Linked DNA regions of Homo sapiens: region 1 is linked to region 2. Evidence: chromatin contacts called from ENCODE Hi-C data. All regions are on one chromosome and are shown on one strand. The core of a region is the stretch at or near the end of the contact, and the rest is flanking DNA. Distances in the headings are between cores, read along the strand shown.

Evidence for each region. A loop is a pair of places that touch in the nucleus more often than their neighbours do. Pooled maps may share reads with other maps.
Region 1: a map of heart left ventricle shows a loop between it and region 2 (4-fold over the local background). The contact joins two enhancer-like sites. A Hi-C loop is called at or near these places in 6 of 168 maps with a recorded cell type or tissue (ascending aorta, heart left ventricle, heart right ventricle and 1 more) and 10 of 50 pooled maps.

What each region holds. Positions count from the first base shown.
Region 1 is chr12:104,666,320-104,673,922 of GRCh38, forward strand. The region is part of intron 2 of CHST11 (carbohydrate sulfotransferase 11); the gene reads left to right. Among named protein-coding and RNA genes, the nearest start is that of MIR3922, 78 kb to the left of the region's middle. RefSeq lists an enhancer at 5,092-5,696. Within about 2 kb of position 2,837, at least 25 of the 41 ENCODE cell types and tissues checked have a DNase peak (open chromatin) inside an H3K27ac peak, as active enhancers do.
Region 2 is chr12:104,857,901-104,864,801 of GRCh38, forward strand. It overlaps SLC41A2 (solute carrier family 41 member 2), which reads right to left. Exons shown (of 11, transcript NM_001352171.3): 8 at 3,391-3,470. Among named protein-coding and RNA genes, the nearest start is that of SLC41A2, 97 kb to the right of the region's middle. Within about 2 kb of position 1,396, at least 2 of the 41 ENCODE cell types and tissues checked have a DNase peak (open chromatin) inside an H3K27ac peak, as active enhancers do.

The sequences.
Region 1 (7,603 bases), core at 1,587-4,086, 190 kb before region 2:
ATGCAAGCGAGAATGGAGAAATTTAATAAAGATTTTTATTTGTTTTCCAAAATGCAATACAGAAGATTGGGGTTATTGTGAAACGTGGGCAGGCTTTTGTAGTCCCCTTTACCTTGAATTCTGCTTTGCCAAAGCAAGATTTTATTAAGATAGGACTATCCAATTTCCTTCCGTTGTTCTTGGGACTCTGTGTTTTTGCAACTCGTTTGCCTCTGTCTGCGTGTTGAATTCTAGAGGGTGCGATGATGGAAGAATAAAATGGGATGGAATAATACCAGTGTCCTGCTGCATTGGTATTCAAATTCAGTATCCAAGGCTCCACATGCCTGAAATACAGATTTACTCTGAAATACAGTGGATGGCCAACAAATGTTTCCTGATTGAAAAAAGATGGAAGGAAAGGGAAGGGAGAGAAGGAGAAGCTAGGGAAGTCCTGTGTGGAACAGTAGAGCTGGGATCAGGTACCTCATCAGAGAGGCGGGGCAAGGTCTGATAACCCCTTTTTTCACCGTTCTACAGTACCGTGTGCGGTGGGGTCTGGAGTGAGCCAGAACAGATAAGTCGTTGCCCCTTGCCATCCCCCAAAACTATGCCCAGGGTAGCTGGCCAGGACTCTGTCTGCATCACACTCCTGCCAGTGTATGGCATGGGGCCTGGCAAATAGGAGGTACCTTTAAAACGCTTGTTGAGCAGAACATTCCAGTTGACCTGATAGTTCTTCATGAACATAGTCATTCATTTTCATTGACAGAACTTATGTTAAATGATACGAAGTTATTTTGAGAGGTAAGTGACCCTGACCCTGTCCACAAGAATTATTCAGTTCCGTGAATTTGGTCCAGCAGAGTCTGGTTTTTAACAGTCATTTGGCCTGAGCTATTGACTGCAAACTTTTAAGATTCTTCCAGGCCGTCTCATTAGAAGTTGACAGCACTTTGGCACCACGGAGACCTACAGGTGTCCTTATTCCCCCACCACGCTTCTGGTAATGAGAAATGAAAGTCGTCCAGCCTCACTCAGCTCACTGTGTGTTCCAGATTACACACCAAGGTTGTGCAATCTAGCCTTGGTTTTGCTAGATACTGATCCGGCTCCAGATAAATGTCATTGGATGACAACATATATGTTCCTTAAAACTCCAGCTTTTGGAGTTTCATCCCAGTCCTTACCTTGCATCTCAATCAGGGACAGAATTTTGGCCGTCATTTGGGAAGGAGCCAAGTGGACACAGGATGGTTTTAGACGAGTGGTCCTAACTTTTTCATCTGCATTTCCATCCAGTGTTGGAGCTAGGACTTCCGCATGCATCCAGACTCTGCTTTCTGCTCATTTCATGACCTTAGGGGAGCTATGAATTCCTCTGGGCCTCAGTTTCCTCATCGGTAAAGCAAGCAAGTCATGGACCTACCTCAGGCTGGTTGTGAGGATGGAATGAGATGCTGCCTGTCAGCTTCTTAGCACCACCTAAGGTCTCTGGTGATGCTGGTTATTGCAGCTGCACATCCAAAGCACCTGGCGAGCTTTCAAACACCTTAGACACCCAGACCCACGGAATCAGAATCTCTAGGGGTATGCACCCATGAGTTCATGGTTTTTAAAATCCTCAGAGATGATTTGTGTGCCTAGTCAGGATTGAAACCACTAATTCTAAAGGAACTGGATTCATGGGGTTTTGTCTTTAGGAGGGAGTCTAGCCAGTAGAGCCAACCCACAGAAGCTGGAGTAAGAATACTTGGGTTCCAATCCCGGTACCACCCCTGGCTTACCCCCACACCATATACCCTGGCTGTGTGACCTTGAGCTAACGACTTAACTTCCCTGGAAGTCAGTTTACACAATAAGAAAGTGAGGACAGTATTTATGAGCACCCCTCATAGGGTCATATAGGGACTAAATGAGATTATCCATGCCAAGTCTTATATTAAAAAGTGCCTGCCACAAAGGAAGCCCCCAGGAAGCGGTGAGCACATGATACATGTTAACTCACTCTCCAGAACAACCCTGGGTAGTAGATTATGTCATTATCCAGTTTCCGTATGTGGAGCATCTCTGTAACTCCTCTAAGGTCACGGGTGTTAAACCCACTCCCGAGACACCATGACAACACAGAACACACTGCGTTGGGACGTCAGCTGGGTCAGCTGAAGGACTTGTGAGTGCAGCTCCCTGAGCTGCAGCTGACCACACAAGTGGGCAACTGAATACAGTCCCCATAAAGCATGTTTATCTTATCTGGGGCTGGAGATTAGCTGTGTTGTGCAGAAGGGAAGAGGCATTCCAGGTCTTTCCAGCTGTCTTGCCTGTGAACATTTATCGTCCCCTAGTTCCGACGTTTATTATCCCCCCGGGTGGATAGCACTAATTCATACCAGTCTGTCCGATGGCAGCAACCCCCATAGATGTATGGGTCATGGCGGAAGAGGGAGAAACCCCAGACTCTTGCTATTTGGAGGGAATGAGATTCTGATAGTCACAGCCCTCAGCAAACTGTTCTCTTTGGAACCAATACAGTTGTTTTCCTGTAAGAACACAGAGAAGACCCAGGCAACTCTGGGTTCCAGAAATGAAGGCCTCCTTGAGAAGCCACATTAACCCTGACATTTCTTTCTCCCCATTTCTGTGGGCAAGGAACACGGCCCCCAGGCAACTCTGGGTTCCAGAAATGAAGGCCTCCTTGAGAAGCCACATTAGCCCTGACATTTCTTTCTCCCCATTTCTGTGGGCAAGGAACACGGCCCCCAGGCACTGAGGAAGTCCCCACTGCAGCGTGCGTTAGACGTACGCACCCCTCTGCAAGCACAGGCTCGCACAATCGCCCGCTGTGTCTCCTGCCAGCCAGCTGGGTGAATGTTCCCGGGCAGCCAGAGCGTTTTTCCTCCCCTCCTCACACTCCCCTCCCCTTCTCCTGCCCCGCCAGCTCCACGCCCTCCTGAATGTTCCATTCTAAACAGCCACAATCAGGAGCCTGTTCTGCACTGGGAAAAAGAGCAGCATGAAGGCTTTTAAACTTGCTGGGTAATTTAAGGTATTTATCGCTATTTGGAGAGCTTTGCTTGTTTTGAATCCATTCCCCCTGCAGCTCTCAGAAATGGTGCAAATGATTTTTTTTCCCCCTTGAAAAGGGATGCTTCTAGGTCTTTCCACTGTCCCCGAGGCCGGATTCTGAATGCAGGCCTCCAGACCTGGGTGCATTCGCTGAGGTTTTGTTCATTCATAAACGTTAATTGGGCATCTCCCTGCTCCAGGCCTACATTGTGTTTGTAGAGTGCTCCCCCTTTCTGCAGTGGACTGTGTTTCTAACTCATGCGCAGTAAACGAGGTCAGAGAGCCTGGCTTTGGGATCCAGGCTGACCCAAGGTCAAGCTGCGCCCTGCAAATTAGCTGTGTGACCCTGGACACCGTTCTCAGCTTCTCCAGAACACAGTTTTTCATCTGTTAAATGGGTATGATGACAGCTCGTAGCTTACTTGCTTTGGAGGCCAGCCTGCCCGTGTCCAGATCCCAGCTCTGCCACTTCCTCCTCCTGTGAGCCTGGCTTTTCCGTTTTGTCAGTTGATTCACCTTCAGTCAGGAATAATAGCCAATCCCTCAAAAGGTGGCAAGAGAACTGAGTTGATGCATATCAAATACTTGTGCTTAGCACATAGAAATTGCTCAACTCAACAAATGTTAGTTTAGAGGAGGCCCTTAATAAATCTAAGTTCCCTTTTCCCCTCTCGCTTTCCTAAAGCTTCACCTAAGCCAACAGCTGGACAGAGGCGGAAGCTTGCCAAGAGAGTCAGAAGAATCTGGACTCCACACCGCCTGCTGCAGGGCCTGCTGGCCTCACAGGGAGAGGGAGGAAGGGGGGTCCACCCTGGCCAGGTGCACTCTGGTGAGAGCAGCCCACAGAGGCCTTGTGGTCTCCCAACTTCCTCAGTCCTTAGGATGCTAACAGGGCTGTAGCAGAGCGAGTCCTCAAAACCAAGGGGCTTCCCCACCACTCTGAATCCACCAGCAATCTCTGCCTCTGCACGGCACCCAGGGCAGGGTGGTCCTTCCCCGCTTTTCTATTCCAGACCGTCCATGAACTGCCTCCATTTCCTCCACCCACCCCCAACATAGCCTCCTTCATGGAGCATATACACATGTGCAAGTGCATATGTTCAGACCCACACACACACACACTCACACTCATACACACTCACACAAACACATCCATACACACATGCACTCACACTTACACACACACTCCCACACATACACACCCACACATGCACTCACACTCATACACACACTCCCACACAAACACATCCATACACACGCACTCACACTCATGCACACTCTCCCACACATACCCACACACACACAAATATACTCTCACACATACCCCTGCATACACACACATCATACATACACACCACATATACACACACACTCCCACACATACCCCTCACATACACAAACCAATACACACCCACACATACACTCTCACACACACCCCACATAAACACACACCCACACATACATTCTCACACACACTCCCACACATACCCCCCACACCTATACATATACACCAACAGAAACACACACATACATACATGCACATACATGCACACTCACACACACACTCTTTTCCAGCTTTGTGTTTCTGCTTCTGCCTTTTCAGTTTCTTTGATTTCCCACATATGGATTTCCTGCCCTGCCTTCTGAGGGTGTTGGGCAGGTGAGAAGCCCTAAGATCATGTTCAGAGCTGAAAACATAATCACCAGATTGGAATACTGGAGATGAGATGGTAGAGAATGGCTAGTTTTAGCTTTTCTCATTAACACGGGGTGGGAGCAGATGACCTTTTCCTTTTAGCTGACAGCTAGTCTGCTGGCCATGGGCACACCCTCCTCCGCAAAGCCTCTTGTGATCTCCAGTCTGACTGGACACGGCTTCTTGCTGCGCCCGTGATCCTAAGCATGGGGTGTGGGTGGTAGGGAAAAGCCTGGAGCAGGGCTGCTTGGTTGAAATCTTGGCTCTGCAAGTTATTTGGTTTTGCTGTGCCTTCATTTCCCCATTTGCAGAGTGGGGTCAGTATTTGCCCTGATTCTTAGGGTTGTTAAGAATATTCGATGAGGAGAGCCACATCAAGTGCTTGGAATGCCTGTCTACTGATCATTACTGTTACCAGCGCGATCATGGTTTTGATCATGGAAGCTCTTAGCCCACTGCACTGTGATCGGTCTAGGAAGTCCTGTCGCTTCCCCCACAGGTTTCGCAGCAAACGGGCCAGGACAGTTATCTCAGGCAGCCTAGAGAACGCCTACAGTGTGAGCAAAGCCACTGTTTAAAGTGAGGTGATACTTTATTCACCAAAGATTCCTTTACTTACAGAAAGTCCCCCTTGAACTTATGATTTGAATTTTAGACATTTTACCCAATCTCTATCTTTCTCTCTCTTTTTCTCTCTCTCTCTGTCTCTCTCTCCTCCCCGCCCCCAGCCCTCTTCTTGCATAATGTGAGAAGAGGCTTTCAACAGCCAAATGGAAACCCCCTTTGTCACCTTGTAGGCGTGTGGCATTGGGACACTGAAGTTAGCAAATCGGCCAGTGACTCATCAGTTTCCTCTCCATAACTGGGGTGTGGTTGGGGGATGGGGCAAAACTGGCACTTGGCAGGAGGCCTTGGCACAGTTCCCAGGCAGCATTCCTTCTGACCCGTCAGTGACCATGTCCTACCCATTAAGGAATATTGTAATGATCAGCCCTGGAGGAAGGAGCATTAAGATTTCTGCTCTGACTTCAGATGTTTTGATACAATTTGGGTAGCTCGAGTTCTCCATCCCTGACAATGAAAATGCCCAGGAATGTCAGGGAAGCGCGTTTTCTGGAAACCTACCTCCCTGAGACCTGTCTGGCCTGCACAGGGGGGTGGACCGTGTGGGAGAGAGGGGATTGTCCCTCTCTCCCCAAGGTCAGCTCTGGCTTGCGGAGTAATGGCTCGTGTGAGTGATGTGTGTGCAGGACTCCATTAGGGGCCCGGCTGTCCAGCTGTCTTGTGGCAAGTGTCTTTGCAGAGAGGGGCGAAAGGAGCAGATAGCTCCAGAAATGGAGAATAAAGAGACCATTGCTTTCTGCTTTCTGGCAAATTCTGCCAAAATACTGCAGAGAATGAAAAACTTTGAAGGAAAACCCCTTTATCAGCTATCCCATGCCTTGTGGCCATTGATTCCACGAGCAGGTGTTTCTGAGAGCTGGAAGCTGGCCTGGCCCTGGCCTCTTTCAGGAATAGAACATGTGAGGATGGTTGGCTTCACCACCTCCAAAGGGACCTCGGGAGGAGTAACCTCCCAATGGGGCAAGATTACTCACCATGACGGGCAGCTCAGTGCATGGCAACAAGCGTATGCTCTGCTGGGCAGCCTTCTTGGCTGGAAAACTGGCTCGTGATTCTGACTGTGACTCTCCCTCCTACACTTTCCAAGCCAAGAGCCTCCCCCAGATTTCACATGCCTCCCGCATGGCACCTCTGTTCTCCTGCTGCCACCACTCAGACACCCAGGCGTGAGGATTACTCTGAAACCCTGATGCTTGGCCATACCTGCCCCACCATTTCTGAGGCTGCCATAATGAATCACCACAGACCAGGTGGCTTAAAACAACAGAAATGTATTCTTTCCCAGTTCTGGAGGCCAGAAGTCCAAAATCAAGGTGTCAGCAAAGCTGTACTCCCTCTGGAGACTCTAAGGGAAGATTTATTATTTGCCTCTCCCAGTTGCCAAACTCCTTGGCTTGGGGCCCCATCTCTCTGCTCCATGTACACGTTGCTGCCCCCTCTTCTGTCTTCTTTTTTGTCTCTTATAAAGACACGTCATTAATATTTAGGGCCTACCCACACACTCCAGGATAATCTCAAGATCCTTAGCTTAATCACATCTGCAAAGACCGTTTATCCAGAGAAGGTCACATTCCCAGATTCTGGGAATTTGGATGTGGACCTATCTTTTGGGGAGGTACCATTCAGCCTACTGTACCTGTTAATGGAATGGTTTGTTACATGGATTAACACTGACTTGAGGCTTTCTAGGGTGAGCCTAGAGCATTTTCTCAAAAATACACATGTGGTGACACCTATTTTTAGCTATTTGACTTGGACAAGTAACTTACCCTCTTTGGGCCTCAGTTTCTTCACCTGTAAAATGGGAATGATAATAGTACCTACCCATAGGTTTGTTATGAGCATTAAATGAGTTCATGTAAGTACAGTGCTTCGAGTGCTATCTGGCAATTAGCAAAGCACTCCATAAATATCAACCATTCTTATGGTGATTATCATCATGGCATCATAATCATCATTGGAAGCTACCCCAGGCAATGAGACTGTCCTAGACAACTCATTTAACATGTAGCACAGCACATTCACAAACCGTTTGTTTCGACTTTTCGACCTACTTAAAATCACTTGGAATTTGTTGCCGTGTGACCTTGGGCAAGTTCCTTAACCTCTCTGAGTCTGGCAGAACATTCCCTGGAAGGGCTGCTGAAAGATTAAATGTGGTCAGCCTCGTGACACATGTTCTGCATCAATCCACGTTGGCTGAGCAGTGAGAAGGCAGCATGTTACAGTCTTGCCTCT
Region 2 (6,901 bases), core at 146-2,645:
AATGACGAGTTAATGGGTGCAGCACACCAATATGGCGCATGTATACATATGTAACAAACCTGCACGTTGTGCACATGTACCCTAGAACTTAAAGTATAATAAAAAGAAAATAAAAAAATAAAGAAGAATTAACACCAACAACAATAAAGAAATCTCGTAGTAAGCAAGTTTGTTTAACTTAATGTTTAACAAATTTGATTGACCACAGAACTCACTTTTCAAGTTATACTTATTAACATCTCACAGAACTAGTGTTACCATGAAATATATTTTGGAAAATGCCACTAGTTCTGAAAGACATTAATAAATATTAAAAAATATCCTAGTCACAATATGAACACAGATATGCCTTAAACAATGTATGCATTCTTGTAGCTAATAAAACATAAATTAGTAGCTGCATATTTTGAGAAAAAAAAAATCACAGGCTTTAGAATAGACCCGATCTGGTTTTCAATCGTGACTCACCACTTACAAGATAAGAGACCTTAGACAATCTACTGATCTTATTGTGAGGATTATACGACACAACATGTATAAAAAAAACCTGTAAGTTACCTGGTACATAGTGGTAGGTACTCACTAAATAGCAGATAATGATGATAATGATGAAGATAAACAAGAGTCCTTTAAATAGTACATTCCCCAACACATTTTAAATGAAATTCAATTCTCAAAAGTTCCATCTTATTTGAGGAGCATAGAGTAAACCATCTCTATTAATGTTTTTTAAAGAGTGGAATTTATAAGCTCATAGTGTACCACCATGCCCGGCTAATTTTTATAATTTTTGTGCAGACAGGGTTTGGTCGTGTTGCCCAGGCTGGTCTCAAACTTATGAGCTCAAGCGATCCACCTGCCTTGGCCTCCCAAAGTGCTGATAGCCAACTAAGAGGTTTACTTACTGAGATACTAAAAATATATTACTATGAATATCACACAATGCCACAGCACAGACATCCAAGGAGAGCATTTCAGTGAAGCTCTAGAATTGTTTCTTACTTAAGGTAAAACAACTGAAATATGCATTAAAGCCTTATAATAAAAGGGTTATTGTAATTTAAGTTAAATTTCTTACTGAAATGTTGTTTAATATAGCTCTAACAGTCATTATGAGTAATGTTTATGCTAATGAACTCATCCATTAATATTCACAGAAGAGGATCTGAAGAGGAGGGAGGAAAGCAGTAGTTATTCCAGGCAGTGAAAATTAGATGAATCTTTGTAGGGACAATATAAAAACCTAGTTAGAATGATAATGAAAAAATTGCGCATGTCTTTGGGAAACAATGAGTCCAACCATGTACAGAGGGCCTTGAAAGCTAGGCAGAAGAATTCAAATTTGATCTGATAGGCAGGGAAAAAAACCACTGTTAAATTCATCATCTTAGGACCCATGTAATAAAAACAATGTTTAAGAATGACTAGGCTATTAGTGACACTTAATTTGCCTCAAATAGAGAGTGAGTCAGGAAGCCTACTTTATTACTTGAATGATGGCTATATTGAGACATTAGGCTACAAGAGTAAGACATGCTTGTTATATAAATAAATGATTGAGCAAGTGAACTGTGTTAAAGGGCAAGCAGACAATGGCTTGGTCATTTTTCAGTCAAAGAGGATGAAGGACCAGGTTGAAATAGATGGTCCCACAATTTTATGTGTGGGTGACGGGGAGAATGGTGGCATGAAGAGAGAGACCTATAGGGAAAATTTGTTCATTGATATTCTAAAGTGATATAAAAATTAAAATATTCAGTAGAAATTTTAGACATGAAATTAGATTTTGAAGAACTTGCCTTTATATGTCATATATATTTTTTACATATATACATATATACATTTTTTTTGAGACAAGGTCTTGCTCTGTTGCCCAGGCTGGAGTGCAGTAGCGTGATCTTGGCTCACTGCAACCTCTGCCTCCCTCCCAGGCTCAGAAGGTCCTCTTGCTTCAGCCTCCCAAGTAGCTGGGACTACAGGCGTGTACCACCATGCCTGTAAAAATATAATTTTTATATTTTTTGTGCAGGCAGGGTTTGGTCATATTGCCCAGGCTGGTCTCAAACTCATGAGCTTGAACGATCCACTTGCCTTGGCCTCGCAAAGTACTGGGATTACAGGGATGAGCCACCGTGCCCAACTGACATATTTTCTTTTTACATAGATATGCAAAGTAAATTACATTAAATATGTAGTATATCCTGGGACATGTTTTTCCCCAAGTAGAATTACTTTTTAAATTATATTGATCTAGGCTGTACTTAAAATCTACTTTAGTGTTCAACAATGAGAACACATGGACACAGGGAGAACATCACACACCAGGGCCTGTCAGGTGGGGGGCAAGGGGAGGGAGAGCATTAGGACAAATAACTCATGCATGCGGGGCTTAAAAACTAGATGATGGGTTGATAGGTGCAGCAAACCACCATGGCAAATGTATACCTATGTAACAAACCTGCACGTTCTGCACATGTATCCCAGAACTTAAACTAAAAAAAAAAAAAAAAATCCACTTTAATGACAGTCACCCCAGAAGCCGGTAGACTGGATTAAAATGATCTTATTAAATGTAATTCATATATAAATGTCTGTGAATTTAAGTATTATAATTCCCATTTCATAGATAACAAAAAAATATACGACAGATTTTTAAAGGGATCAGCTGAGGACCAATAGATTTTTTTCTTTTATTTTTTTTTAAGACAGGGTCTCACTCTGTTTCCCAGGCTAGCATGCAGTGGCTTATTGTAGCCTCTAACTCCTGGGCTCAGGCAATCCTCCTGCCTCAGCCTCCTGAGGACATACCTGGGACTACAGGTGTGTGCCACCACATCTGGCTAATTTTTGAATTTTTTATAGAGATGGGGGTCTCACTATGTTGCCCTGGCCTCAAACCCCTAACCTCAAGCGACCCTCCTACCTAGGCCTCCCAAAGCACTGGGATTGCAGTCATGAGCCACTGTGCCCACCCCAGATTTTAATGAACTGAATGGATAAGCAATGTTGAAACCCAGCTGTCTCTAATTTATCCACAAAAATTGACAAAAGAAACAACAAAACAATATACAATAGCTGATAATCCCAATGTAAATAATAAACAAAATCTGAAATATATTTTGCCACATTAATCTTAAGTCAGGTATACCTGACTCTCAAACTAGTAGTTCATGATAAGATTAAGAAAGATTACTTTTCAGAAATGTATTCTGCCTGTTGAGACCTGGGAATGTAATTTTCACTGTGAGCAACAACTTGGGGTTGGAGGCAGAATGGTTGGGATGGGAGGACAGACCTCTTGAATCTGAGCCCTAAGACTTCTAATAGTACCTAAGACTAAGAGGATACGAAGATTTGATATTATCATGAAACAGTATATCTAATTCTTACCATTAATAACTGGCGTGTAAACAACAATCCCAACCAAGTTTGGGTCTGATACAGTTGTGTCCAGAATAAGGCCCCCAATGCTGAAAGAGATAAAATTATATAATTTAGAGAAGAGGGAAGAGAACATACTTGAAGTTATTCTGTACATACAGACACCCCTCCTTTTTAAAATAAAATATTCACACATTTTAAAAATAGAGCAAAAATAAAAATATTCAAAGTAAAAATCAATGTCAACAGTAAAATGTTGAAAATAAAACACGGCATAAGCTCTAGCCCCAAATTTCAGAATTCTGATGTCTAAGATATGCTACTTGTGAAAAGAAAAAGCATACGCTTTAAATGCATTAAAATGTCTTGAACAGTATACGAGAAATTATTAACCATGTCTATTTCTGGGGGTGAGGGTGACAGGGGACTGACGGTCATTTTATATCCTTCTGTGCTTATTAATTTTTTAAAACCATGCCATTGATCACTCTTATAATTTAAAAAATAATTTAAAAAAGAGTATGGTTTCATATTTGAAATAAAGCATAAAAGAGGTTATTTTTATTGTATTAAAACTAGATATTGTTAGGATGTGTCTTATTACTGGCAAATTAAAATAATGAGTTATAGCCACAGAAAGAGCTGATCTTGAGAACAGAAATCTGGAAAACTAACATATCGTTATATGGTAGCAAGCCATACACTCTCAATGTGTCAGTGGAACTTGGAGATTTTTCTAAGTTTCCAAGGCCATTATCAACTGGTTAACATCAGTTTCTGGGTCTGTGTAGTATAAAACATTGCCAGTCCTAATATTCCATGGGATCCTGTGCCCAAATCTTCCAGGAAAATGCCATCCACATTACAACAAAATGAACTACATGCTGTCACAGAATGGGATTGTCAAAATATCAGATCAAATGTTCTTACCTGATAGTTAACATTAGAAAATTATCAAATCTTTATTATTTTAATTCTTTAGTAAAATAAAGGAATTATGCCTTAATAGGCCTAAACTGTGGGCGTTCTCATTAAAGAGGTACACTGTAGAGTCCCAAAATAGTCCTCTTTAGAAATATTTTAACATTTTAAGCCCTAATTAAAAGAATAAAGTACATACTTCAAGAACAAACTAGTTCTGAGTCAAAAAATAAACCTCCCTGACAAAATATATAGATCATGTTGTGGATATAACATAACAATTGCTAAAAATACATTTTTTAGATTCCTGTTAAGCCCAGTGATAAAAGTTACTATAGAAAAAATTAGAAAAGACAAAATGAAGAAAGTAAAAACCAACCCTAGTTACACCATTGAGTTACACTGTTAGTATGCTGTTATATAGGCTTCTAGACTTTTTTTAACTTATTTTGTTACTTATTTAAATTGACAATAAAAATTGCACATATTTATCCTATACAACATGTTTTGAAATATGTATATATTGTAGAATGACTAAATTGAGCTAATTAACTTATGCATTACTTCACATACTTATCTTTTGTGGTGAGAACACCTATACAACATGTTTTGAAATATGTATATATTGTAGAATGACTAAATTGAGCTAATTAACTTATGCATTACTTCACATACTTATCTTTTGTGGTGAGAACACCTAAAATCTCTTGGCAATTTTGATGAATACAATACACTGTTATAAACTATCACCACCATGTTGTACAATAAATCTCTTGAATATGTTCCTGTAGTCTAACCAAAATTTTTAATCCACTGACCAACATCTCCGCAACCCAGCTTTTTTACTATATACATTTTTAAAAATAAAAATTAAATGATAAAAGTAGTTTTATTTGCTTTTATTAAATTTTATTTTTATCATATAGATGTGTGTCATTAAAAAAGTAAAAGTACAGCCAGCATGGTGGCTCATGCCTATAATCCCAGCACTCCGGGAGGCCGAAGTGAGAGGACTGCTTGAGACTAGCAGTTTAAGACCAGCCAGGTCAACATAGTGAGACCCTGTCTCTACAAAAGAGTAAAAATATTATCTGGGTGGGTGCATGCCTGTAGTCCCGGCTGTTCAAGAAACTGAGGCAGGAGGGTTGTTTGAGCCTAGGAGTTTGAGGCTGCAGTGAACTACAATCAAGCCACTGTGCTTCAGCTGGGGAAACACGGCGAGACACAATCTCTAAAAAGAAAAAAAAGAGGTATATAAAAGTACCATAAAGTTCATAATAAAATAATGGTCCCTAGCCCCACCTCCAGGTCCTTCTCTGTACTAGAAATTCTTTTTATCTTCTTTAGTAGTTTCTTATGGCATTTAGTTTTTCTAAATAACATGCTTATACTGCTATTTCTTCATATTAAATTTTAGACATTTAGCAAATGACTTCCTACTATGGCAGATGAGGATTTGACCTCTCTTACACTTCCCTCCCACTTTGATCCCTTCCCAAATCCCTTCCTCCTCCCATCCTGCTAATCTGGTTATAATTTCTGGTGAAATACTTAGGGTTGACTTTATTATAACAACAGAAATTTCATTACTCATAGCTGAGCCACAGAGTGTATTATTAGATATCCTCACGTACGCTTTTTGCTTTGCCTCATATTTTTCTTAACTTTTTAGGTACCTATTACTAATTCAACCTCACATGTGTAACTAAGTTTATGAAGTACCTTTCAATACAGTCAAACTCATCAATTCCACTTTTTTTTTTTTTTTCTTAGAGACCTCCCTCCTTAAGTCCCCTGTCCTCCTGCCAATCTGGATGGTTGCCTGTCTAGGCCTGATGTACAGCTGTCATCCTGTACCTTCCCTCCAATACCCCCTTGGATCCTGGTCTATGTACTATAACAAAAGCCCAGTATTTCATGGGATTCTGTTGCCTGAATCCTCCAGGAAAAAAGCAATCTACATTACAGAAAAATGAACCACATGCTGTCACAGAATAGATTTCTTCTTTCCTGTATCATCTTTCTTAATTTGTTTCCTAATTTTGATAGACCACACCTCCTTTCAGCTTTATACAAAGGGGTAGAGGGGCAGTAAATTCCATGAGATCCTGCCTGTCTGAAAATTTCTTTAGTCTTCTCTTACACGTGGTTGATATTGTGACTGTATTTTATGTTCAAAATAATTTTCTCTCAGAATTTCAAAGGAATCATTTTAGTGTTGCTACTGGACATCATTCTGGTTCCCAGTGCTTTATATGTAACTTATTTTTTCTCTGGAAACATTTGGGATTCATGATAATATGCTTTCACTTGGGTCCCACCTACTTTAATTTATTGCACTGGGTACTTAGCAGGCGCTTTCCATCAGGTAGCTCATGTTTTTCAGTTCTGGGAATTTTCTTGTATTATTTATTTGAGAATTTTCTCTCCTTATCATTCACCTCCTATTGTCTATCTCTTTGCTTCATGGTTTGCTTTTCAGGAGGGTTCCTCTACTTTATATTCCAACTCTTCTACATAATTTATTTCTGCCATTTATGTATTTTTTTAATTCCCAAGAGCTCTTTGTGTTTTTCAAATCTTCTTTTGCATTCTGTTC